Linked DNA regions of Homo sapiens: region 2 is linked to region 1. Evidence: read pairs that join two places in POLR2A ChIA-PET (ENCODE). Cell type or tissue: HepG2. All regions are shown on one strand.

Region 1 (5,000 bases):
TGAACTGCCCAGCAAGGCTGACCGCACTGAGGTAGTTCAAACCTTATGGCGTAAGACAGGTCATTTCCTGGTGAGTTAAAATTCCTTGTTCTCCTTAAGTCTTGAAGCAGCTTCATGGATTTCATGCCTTTGCTCCTCTCATTGTCTTTATTCTTCACCATTTTTCTCCTTCATGGGTTTCTTTATCCCTCTTTGAGGGTCTCCATCCTGATTATGTAATGCCTATTTCTTTTTAGGACTCCTTCTCCCTCTATGATTGCTCTTACACAGCTACTGACATTTATACTTTCGTGTAATTCAAGTCTTCTGCATATTTTCCCCTTTTGTGAACAGGTACTGGTGGAGAATGGAACAAAAGCTGGGCACAGCCTTCTCATGGATGCCAGGGATCTGGTCCTTAAGGTAAGGCTTCTTCTTCCCTCACTCCCCCACCCATATGGCACCAATTACTGTTACTCTCTTGAAAACGAAAGAGACTGTCATGTATTGACAAGGGTGGCTCTCAGGAAACTGGGCGTATGAAGTCATTATGATACAGAGCAGTGGTTGGCAAATGAGAGCCTGTGGATCAAATCCGACCTGCCACCTGTTTTTATATAAGCCATGCTTATTTGTGCCTCTGTTGTCTGTGACTGCTTTCACACTACAAACAGCAGAGTTGAGTAGTTGGGACAGAGATAGATTTTGCCTACTCTCTGGCCCTTTAAAAGAAACTTTGCGGACTCCTAATCTAGGGCATTGCTGAGCTAAGAACCTTGTCACTGGGGGAGAGTATGAGCCAGTGTATAATCATAAATTTAATTGTCCTGGAGTGGGATTTTTTTGAGAGTGGAGGTTGCTGACAAGGGAGAGCACCGTACTATGTGCCAAGTTCTTGCCTTTCTCCTGCAGCAAAGAGAAAGTTCTTTGTTTGGAGTATTAAAGATGCAGCCAGCTTAATTCAAAGGACATAGTCAATCGTTATTAGAATTGAGTGTTAAAGGAGTCCTCAGTTTACTGAGTGCAGAGATTGAATTATGAAAATAGACCCTTGGCCCAGCTTTATTTCTTTTATTTCCTTTGATTTCAGGGAAAAGAGAAGTCACCTTTGGACCCTCGACCTGGTTTTGTCTTTGCCCCGGTGAGTATTACTTCTGCCTGTCCCACCACACGGATCTGAACTTAGGCGTGGCCGGGAAATGTAAGATGGTAAAGCTAAGCCACTCTCCACTACTTTGTGTTCCTATCCAGTTCCTACCTAATGATTCCCCTGGCTCTTCCTACCCACTGCTCCTGTCCTCCCTTCTCCCTGGCCCCTTTTGACTCTATTATTCTCAGTTTTTAAGTTTTGTGATTGATGGCTCTTTTGTCTTACCTCATTTTTTTATGTGTTCACAGTGTCCCCATGAACTCCCTTGTCCCCAGTTGACCAACCTGGCCTGTAGCTTCTCACAGGCGTACCATCCCATCCCCTTCAGCTGGGTAGGTACCTGGGGATATTGCAGCAGGAAGCAAACATCCTGGAAAAACAGGAAGAAAAAGAATCAGAGTTAGGAGGAGTTGGATAATTTGTAGAATAGCCTGGAGACTTTAGGGCCTACATGTATATGATTTATACATTGTAAAAAAGGACTGCAGGAATGGGGAAGAAGGGACTGTACAAACTTTTTTCCCATATCTTTTTCTTCTAAACAGTCTCTATGTTCCTTATCTTAGAACAAGAAACCAAAGGAAGAAAAGTTCTCTATGGTGATCCTTGCTCGGGGGTCTCCAGAGGAGGCTCATCGCTGGCCCCGTATCACTCAGCCTGTCCTTAAACGGCCTCGCCATGTGCATTGTCACTTGTGCTGTCCAGATGGGCACATGCAGCATGCTGTGCTCACAGCCCGCCGGCACGGCAGGTATGGGGGGTGTGACCAAAATCAGTGGGATGTGGCAGGAAGCTGCAGCCCACGCCAGCATCTGTTTCCACAGGGATTTGTATCGTTGTGCCCGTGTCAGCTCCTGGGGAGATCTTTTACCTGTGCTTACTCCGTCTGCGTTTCCTCCATCTACGGCTCAGGATCCCTCTGAGAGTTGATGAGGATGTGTAACAAGTATTTTCTTCTATCGTGCCTGCCAGGGCTGAAGCTGCCTGGTATCCAGGAGGGGAATGCTGGTATCCCCATATGTCTGTGTTTGTTTGAGATTTTTAATAATAAATAATAAATTTTTGAAGAATGGAAGTGGATTTTGTGATTCTTAAAAAGTGTAGAAGCTGGGCACGGTGGCATGTGTCTGCATTTCCAGCCACTCAGGAAGCTGAGGCAAGAGGATCACTTGAGCCCAGGTGTTAAGGCTACAGTGAACTTTGATTGTAACACTGCACTTCAGCATAGGTAACAGAGCAAGACGTCCTCCCTTAAAAAAAAAAAAAAAAAAAAAACATGTAAAAGGTATAGTTAATTATCCTGGCCTATCCTGTAATGAAGAGCTTCCTCAGATTTTTGGTGCCAGGCTTCCCACACAAATCTCAAGCTCGCCCTCTCCTATTGTGGCAGTTCAGAGCTCCATAAGCTCTTCGCTGTAATGATGAATGTGTAAGCTGATCATTAAAGCAGAAGTAGAAAAACCAGATTTCCATAAGCCCTTTGCTATAATGATGAATGTACAAGTTAAACATTAAAGCAGAAGCAAGAAAAATGGATAAGGAATCGGGGGAAACTGGTGCCTGAGTACGAAAGCCAGAATACAAAAAAAGCAAGCCCTTTAAAGCCCCACCTATACTTTCTCTACCTCAGATCTAGCTGAGTGATAAAAGCATTCCTGCACATACAACCCATCCCAGGACCAACTTAAGATTAAGAAACTTCTGTCTGCAAGTACTCACTCACTATGGTGGGATCAGCTGCAAAGCGAACTGTCCCATGCTCATGTTGATGGTTTTCTAGATACTGCCAACATGTTAGCTCTTTCTGGTGCCGATGAATTTCAAACGCGAACAGACACCCTTGATGTGGGTTTGCTAAGAAAATAGAAGAACAGGAAGAAAAGTTGCCAGGTTCAGACATCCCAGGGAAAAAGAAGCGTAAACAGCATTAGCAATCAGTGACTGATGATAATGCTGCAATAATGGGAATGGTTTTATTTCTAAATCAAATCGTTTATTGCTTTGTTTCTAAAAAACAAAAAAAAAACTTCTACCTGCAGACCCCTAGTTTAGATTAATTAGGAAACATTCCCGCAGGTAGTCATAGAGCTTGAATTGTATATAAAAGCTAAAGAAAAGCTTGTAACTTTGAGTTGGTCTGGTGTGCTACTCCGACCTCCCTGTAATCAGTTGCAGAAATAAACTCCCGTCTTTCCCAGTCTGTCTGTCTGCATCTCATTACCGGACCACAAGAACAAGCAGCAGGACCAGTAACACTGTAAGAATCATCCAGTAACACTGTAAGAATACTGCTTCTACCAGAGGCCAGGACTTCCCTAGGAAAATAATCTGGAGTAGCAAGGAAAGCTGCCTCCAGAGCTCTGAGAACTGGCTCAACAGGTCTCAGGGTTGTTATGTGGGCCACCTGAATAGGGGAATCAGCAGCTGCCTGGCCTCTTGTACTAACGCCTTCCCTTCTGTCTTTCCCAGGGTCCCTCAGCTACCCTAGAGTATGTATGGGAAATGCCCCAGACATTTCCATCAAGAGTGATTCCCATCAGAACTGAATCTTCTACCCCCACCTCTCTATATCCAGGTAGAATCCTCCCATTCACTCAGTTCATTTCTGTTTTCCCCTAAGCCTTGCTGTTTCAGGGCTAGAGCAGCTTCCTTTGTCTTAAACCTTAAATGTCTTTTTTTCCACAGTTCTTACCAGGAAACAGGCACAGTTAGAAGTTGTAACAGTATAAATGTTGTAATACCAGACATCTCAACTCATTCCTCTCAAAACTGATCCCAATCAAAAGAGAAAGAAAAAAAACAAATCAACTTACCACTAGACATTTCCATGCCTGGAGCTATTTTTCTGGGGTTACAGGAAAGGGTAGTTCCCTCATGTGGGTACTAGTTCCCACAGAGTAGCACCAGCACCACCTCTCAGCCCCACCTCTTTACCTCCAGGTGGCCCCAAATCTCTGAAAGCGGGTGGTTCAAGTATCAGCATTGCAACCTATAAGACTTGGGATGAGGTGGAGAGGGTATGGAAGGCTTAGATCAAACGTCCTGAGTGAGACAGGACCAGATTGTCCCCAGTACAAAATAGCTGGGAAGCAGCTACCATAGACTTTCCTATTTTGGATTAGACCAACCCCAAGCACATGAACTAAGACTATCCGTAGCTCTTGGATTAGTCATGCCATTGAAGAGGAGGAGAAGACGCCACTGGGCTGTGCCTGGCAGGGAGTCTGGAGTTTCTGGTTTCCAAGCTCAGGAAGGCGTGAACCAGGGGAGGGGCCTCCATGCAGGGGGAGGGCTAGAAGCTGGGGCAGGATCTGTCAGCTCTGCAATGCTGCAGAAGCAGAAGCAACACAGAAAGAAGATACCAACAGCCTCCTGAAACTCACGAGAGTGGACACTCCAGTGTTGACCACCTAAGATACCACTCCTGCTCCAAAGATTACAGCTCCCTTGTCATTCTGACTCCTGGGCTTACCCTACACCCCAGAGATGGAGCAACTACTAGGAATAAAACTTGGCTGCCTGTTTGCCCTGTTGGCTCTCACTCTGGGCTGTGGCCTTACTCCCATCTGCTTCAAATGGTTCCAGATTGATGCAGCCAGAGGTATAGCCCTACCCCATCTTTGTTCCATAGCCTGAGTCTCACCTCAACCCTGTCCTGATACCTTGCTCTGATTCTCTCACCATCCCCAACCTTGGGATATTGAGTGCTGCCTGCTGCTCTTTACTCACCTTTGTCTGTCTCCTCAGTGTCAAGTGGGTTGTAACTTCTGCTTTTTATTAGGTCATCACCGGCTAGTCCTCAGACTCCTGGGCTGTATTTCTGCTGGTGTTTTCCTGGGAGCAGGGTTCATGCATATGACTGCTGAAGCCC
Region 2 (5,000 bases), 380 kb before region 1:
TAGACTGTTTATCTCAGACATCAAGGAACGTGAGTTTGCAAAGCTTTAGCCACACACACACACACACACACACACACACACGTACTTGCCTCGATTTGTACTTTCTCAAAGTTTTCTTCAGATTTCCACAGACATCTTACCTTCTGGAAACTGAGGCTACACTCACTCTGGTGATTATCAGTTACCACTTGTATTGCCATCTAACTGTAGTGTGTGTCTCTGTGTGTTTGTTCATTCTTCTAGGTTTGTATTGTATATATTGTAAAAGGTGGAGAAGATATTTTCTTTTATTCAAATTCAAGTTCCCAATGAGCAAGGATAATATTCTTGTTTGTCTTCTGCTCCTCCCCAAACCTGATCAAATGATAAGCACAGATTTATTTGGTGGATGTGAAGTGGGCAAGATTCTATTTCCGAGACCCAAAAGGCTTCCTGGCACATGCACCCCACTGGCTTGCCTCAAATGTTTAAACCCATTATAAACACTCCTGTGTGTTCACTGAGAAGCTGACTGTGTTTTGAGCACTTGGTACACTATGGAATTAAAGTCAGGGACTAGGAAAAGCAGTAGAGGGAAATCAAAGAAGAAATTAAATTGTACATCAGACACGATCTTTTTAAACCCAAAGCACCAAGACTATTACAATATTTATGGGGACTGAGTAGGTGAAGGAGGACAATGATACCAGAAGGATGGACAGAAACAAAGAATAAAAAATGCCTCATATCCTTCCCCTTTCCATTCCTGTTGATCATACCATAGTTCAAAGATTGCATTTCTTTTCACCTGAAGCTTGCAGAGGTGATTGATTTCACTGGATTACTCCATGAAATCCCTCTGGTCCCATCTCTCCAATGAAGTTCAGTGAAAAGTGTAAAGACAAATACAAACTAGAAATAAGGGGCTTAAATCTCCCTGCTGAGTATAAGGAAATTTCCCTTCCCTCTTTTTACTTTGAGCATTTACTTTTGAAAACTTTTTTTTTTTTTTGAGACAGTCTTGCTCTGTCGCCCAGGCTGGAGTGCGGTGGTGTGATCTCAGCTCACTGCAACCTCTGCCTCGCGGGTTCAAGCGATTCTCCTGCCTCAGCCTCCCAAGTAGCTGGGATTACAGGTGTGTGCCACCACGCCTGGCTAAATTTTTTTGTATTTTTAGTAGAGACAGGTTTCACCATGTTGGTCAGGCTGGTCTCGAACTCCTGACCTCATGATTCGCCCTCCTCAGCCTCCCAAAGCGCTGGGATTACAGGCGTGAGCCACTGCATAGAAAACTTCTAAGTACAATCACAGTACTTTGCTTTACTGTGATGGTCAATGTGATAACCATATGAAACCATATCAGAGCTAAGTAAGTCGGGTTCAATAAATGCTGAAAGCATTGACTATCTGATGGAGTCATCAAAAATATTATTTAATTTAAATATAGTATTTAATTTTGAGCAAGATTTTACAGCACATAGAGGGGTCCTCAGGCCAATAGGGGGATGGCTTTTTTTTTTTTTTTTTTTTTTGAGACAGAGTTTCACTCTTATTGTCCAAGCTGGAGTGCAATGGCACGATCTCAGCTCACCACAACCTCCGCCTCCCAGGTTCAAGCAATGCTCCTGCCTCAGCCTCCCAAGTAGCTGAGATTACAGGCGCACAACACCACGCCCGGCTAATTTTTGTATGTTTAGTAGAGACGGGGTTTCACCATGTTGGTTAGGCTGGTCTTGAACTCCTGACCTCGTGATCCGCCCGCCTAGGCCTCCCAAAGTGCTGGGATTACAGGCATGAGCCACCATGCCCAGACTGGGGCATGGCTCTCTATTGGAGCTAGGAACAGAGCTTTACATTGCAATGTAGTGCGTGTCTTCTGCTGCAGACTGATCCAGAAAGATTCTGGTGGGAATTTTCAGATGCTCTAAATGAACATAGAACATCTGATACAGAAGTTGGTACATAGAGTATTTCTCAAAATTTAATGCATACTCTAACTTTTGGGGAGTTTGTTAAGATTCTGATTCAGTAGGCCTGAGATTCTGCATTTCTAATCTGCTACCAAAAGATGCTGATGCTGCTGGTCCCCAATCACACTTTGCATATTAAGGCCTTAAAGTAAATCTCTTGCTTATCTATAAATTTTCATCATCTGAACTATTAACAAGGTATGGATAGCAAGAAATTCAAGGTTAAACTCTCCGACAATATTACAGAATGCTAGAGCCTAGAATATCAGCATTCTGTGCTGAAGACTGAAGGAATAGACATGTGCCAGCCAGACGAACACATTGCATGTATTTGTATCAGGCATCTTTCCAAAAGGGTGGTTATCTATTTGCTTTAGATATTGGGCAATCAAGTATGCAGCAAATTTGGCATTCTACTAGGAAAGCCAAGACACCTGGCTTATGGGTCTCAGGGCACTTACTGTTTGAGCTGTGCAATCCAACATGTGATCCACTTCTTGAAAGGAACAGGCCAAGTTTCCTCCCTCCCTACTGAAGGATCCTGTGAGCACAAGGTGGGAAATAGGTACTCCAGCAACACTGAATAGGAAATTGAATAGGAGAAGCTATGCCCACTTGTTAGCAAAGGAACTTCAGCCAGGAACAGGAGAGTGTGGTACTTTCTTGATAAGAAAGTGCTCTGACGCCTGTCAGTTTGAGGAATTTGAACCTGCAGCATTCCAGGATCAAAGAGGGCTCTGCTGTGATGATAGGTTCTTTCCTGTTGACTGCTTCCTTTTATTGCCTGATCTGGCACTAAAACAGATCAAAATGAGCTCAGGCCACTTCCATCACTTGAGAATCTTCATATTTAAAAAAAAAAAGTCAACACATAGAGAAACTATGGGTTATTTAAATGAGTATTATGATTTTTTTTGTTTATTTGTTTTTGTTTTTGTTTTTAAATGGAATCTCTGTTGCCCAGGCTGGAGTGCAGTGGTGCGATCTCGGCTCACTGCAACCTCCATCTCCTGGGTTCAAGCGATTCTCCTGCCTCAGCCTCCTGAGTAGCTGGGATTACAGGCACATGCCACCATGCCCGGCTAATTTTTGTATTTTTAGTAGAGACGGGGTTTTGACATGTTGTCCAGGCTGGTCTCGAATTCCTGACCTCAAGCAATGTGCCTGCTTCAGTCTCCCAAAATGCCGAGATTACAGGCGTGAGCCACCACACCTGGCCAAATGAGTATTGTCTTCGTTCGTTTTGTGTTGCTGTAATAGAATACATGAGGCTGAGTAATTTAGAAAGAAAGAGGTTTATTTAGCTCACAGTTCTGCAGCCTGGGAAGTAGGAGAAGCATGTTACCAGCATCAGCCAGGCTTCTGGGGAGGGCCACTACACTAGGTCAAAACAAGGCAGAGAAGGTCAAAGGGGAAGCAGACACATACAAAGAGAAAAAAAGAAAAAAAAAAGTGAGGGCCTCTTGGCTGTATAACAACCCACTCTCCCAGGGAACTAATCCATTCCCAAAGGAAGTAATCCAATCTCACCAGAGCCAGAACTCACACACTACAGAGAGAAGGGCACCAAGACATTCATAAGGAATTTACTACTGTGATCCAAACACCTCCCACTAGGCCCCATCTCCCAACACTGACACATTGGAAATCAAATTTCGACATGAGTTCTAGTGGGGACAAATTAACCATATTCAAACCATAGCAGGTATGTTTATCAGACTAGCACTGAAACACAGAGACATAAATGTGACTGTAAAATCTCATCTGGAGAGCTCATCAAAAGTTTCAATATGAGACCCATTCATGTGCCCTAAGTCTCTTATTGGCTCAATTCTAGGTATAATAGCTCAACAGATATTTTAAATATTTGTTATCTCCCCTCCCATTCACCCTGCACAGCTCTTTCAAGTCGTAAAGAGCCCCAGGATCTTTCTTTTTTTCTTTCAAGCTGATGCTTCCCCGGCCTGCACACTGAGATGGTGGCACAGGATTCCTAGGATTCTCTCCAGCTTAAGAAGAACATTAGTCTTTCCACTTCTGACCCTGGCAAAGACTTGCGTGTACTGATGGAGGCAGTAAGCTCACACTCCTTTTCCCCTAAGGCTTCCTCCAAAGCTTGAAAACACAACGTGAAATTTCTTAGTAGTCATACATTCAGCCAAAGGGGCTGGCGACGGGTATTTTAATCTCTCCGTCTTAAGTGATGCGTAGGAGGCCATATCTTTGACCATCCTGCTGGATTCAAAACCTACGAGATGCTGCCTGCTGGCCTTGGGTGCTGACTTCCTCCTTCTAGGGAGAAAGAGACCTGGTCAGGGCCAACGGTGGGTACCCAGTGAGCTTAGATTGCCGGTGAGCTGGAGGTTGGTGAGGAGGGTGCTGGCGCCAGAGGGTGACGAGGCGTGAAGAGGGGGATGTAACACGGGGTGAGTTTGGGAGGCACCGCGGGGAGCCCGGACTAGAGTTGCGGGGGGGCGCGGGAGGAGAGCCTGCCTCCGACCTCCGAACGTCCCTGCCCTTTCCTATGCCGCCCCCGCTTCCCTGCCTGGGTTCTACGTTTATGCGGTGCTCCCTGAGCCCTATTTTAAAGCTGCTTTTTAAGAACTTCCTTTCTGCTCGCCTCCCCCAACTCCTGGCAGCGGTGACCGTGAACTCGCAGGACCTTCGCCCCCGCGGAGACCCAGGGAAGAACGCTTTTTTCCTCTCTATTCGCCCTCAACCTGACCCGCTGGGCCACCAGGGCTTGGGGAGAGACCTCAGAGGCCTAGAGCCAGGAGAGGCGAGAAAGGGTTGTGGTTTTTTTGAGTGATTGAGATGGGGGACAGAGAGAGCACTTAAAATTAGGCAACTTTAATTAGGCTCCCAGGAGAATTTCTGGATCCACAGACCAAGAAAACAGCCAAGTGGGAACAGCAGCAAAGAATATAAATAATACATAATCCAGGGCTTTGCGCCGAGTGGGGTTGTTCGCAGGTCAGTGATTCCCACTTTGGGTGCGGGAGACCCCAAGTATCACCTCTGAAACCGTTTTCTAGCTTTCCCTCTGCTCCT

The links. ChIA-PET counts read pairs that join two places held together with the same protein. Peaks named below come from ENCODE experiments on the same cell type or tissue, not always from the same donor. Only the 100,000 strongest peaks of a DNase experiment are listed, where the experiment ranks them.
Region 2: POLR2A ChIA-PET joins it to region 1 with 5 read pairs; 3 of 35 experiments call an interaction of 5 or more read pairs at or near these places.

Annotation. Positions count from the first base shown.
Region 1 is chr14:20,994,832-20,999,831 of GRCh38, forward strand. It overlaps METTL17 (methyltransferase like 17), which reads left to right. Exons shown (of 14, transcript NM_022734.3): 9 at 1-70; 10 at 334-402; 11 at 1,070-1,120; 12 at 1,378-1,461; 13 at 1,696-1,880; 14 at 1,954-2,204. The coding sequence ends at 2,059. It overlaps SLC39A2 (solute carrier family 39 member 2), which reads left to right and starts at 4,462. Exons shown (of 4, transcript NM_014579.4): 1 at 4,462-4,730; 2 at 4,911-5,000. The coding sequence starts at 4,616. LOC101929718 (a long non-coding RNA gene) reads right to left here and starts at 4,332. Exons shown (of 4, transcript NR_110139.1): 1 at 3,943-4,332; 2 at 2,849-2,983; 3 at 2,001-2,379; 4 at 1,006-1,499. RefSeq lists enhancers at 1,298-2,497, 4,521-5,000. In HepG2, no CTCF peak of the experiment used is centred here; no DNase peak of the experiment used is centred here.
Region 2 is chr14:20,618,604-20,623,603 of GRCh38, forward strand. No RefSeq gene overlaps it. Among named protein-coding and RNA genes, the nearest start is that of TRL-TAG2-1, 4.3 kb to the right of the region's middle. RefSeq lists an enhancer at 4,675-4,814. In HepG2, no CTCF peak of the experiment used is centred here; a DNase peak (open chromatin) is centred at 2,658.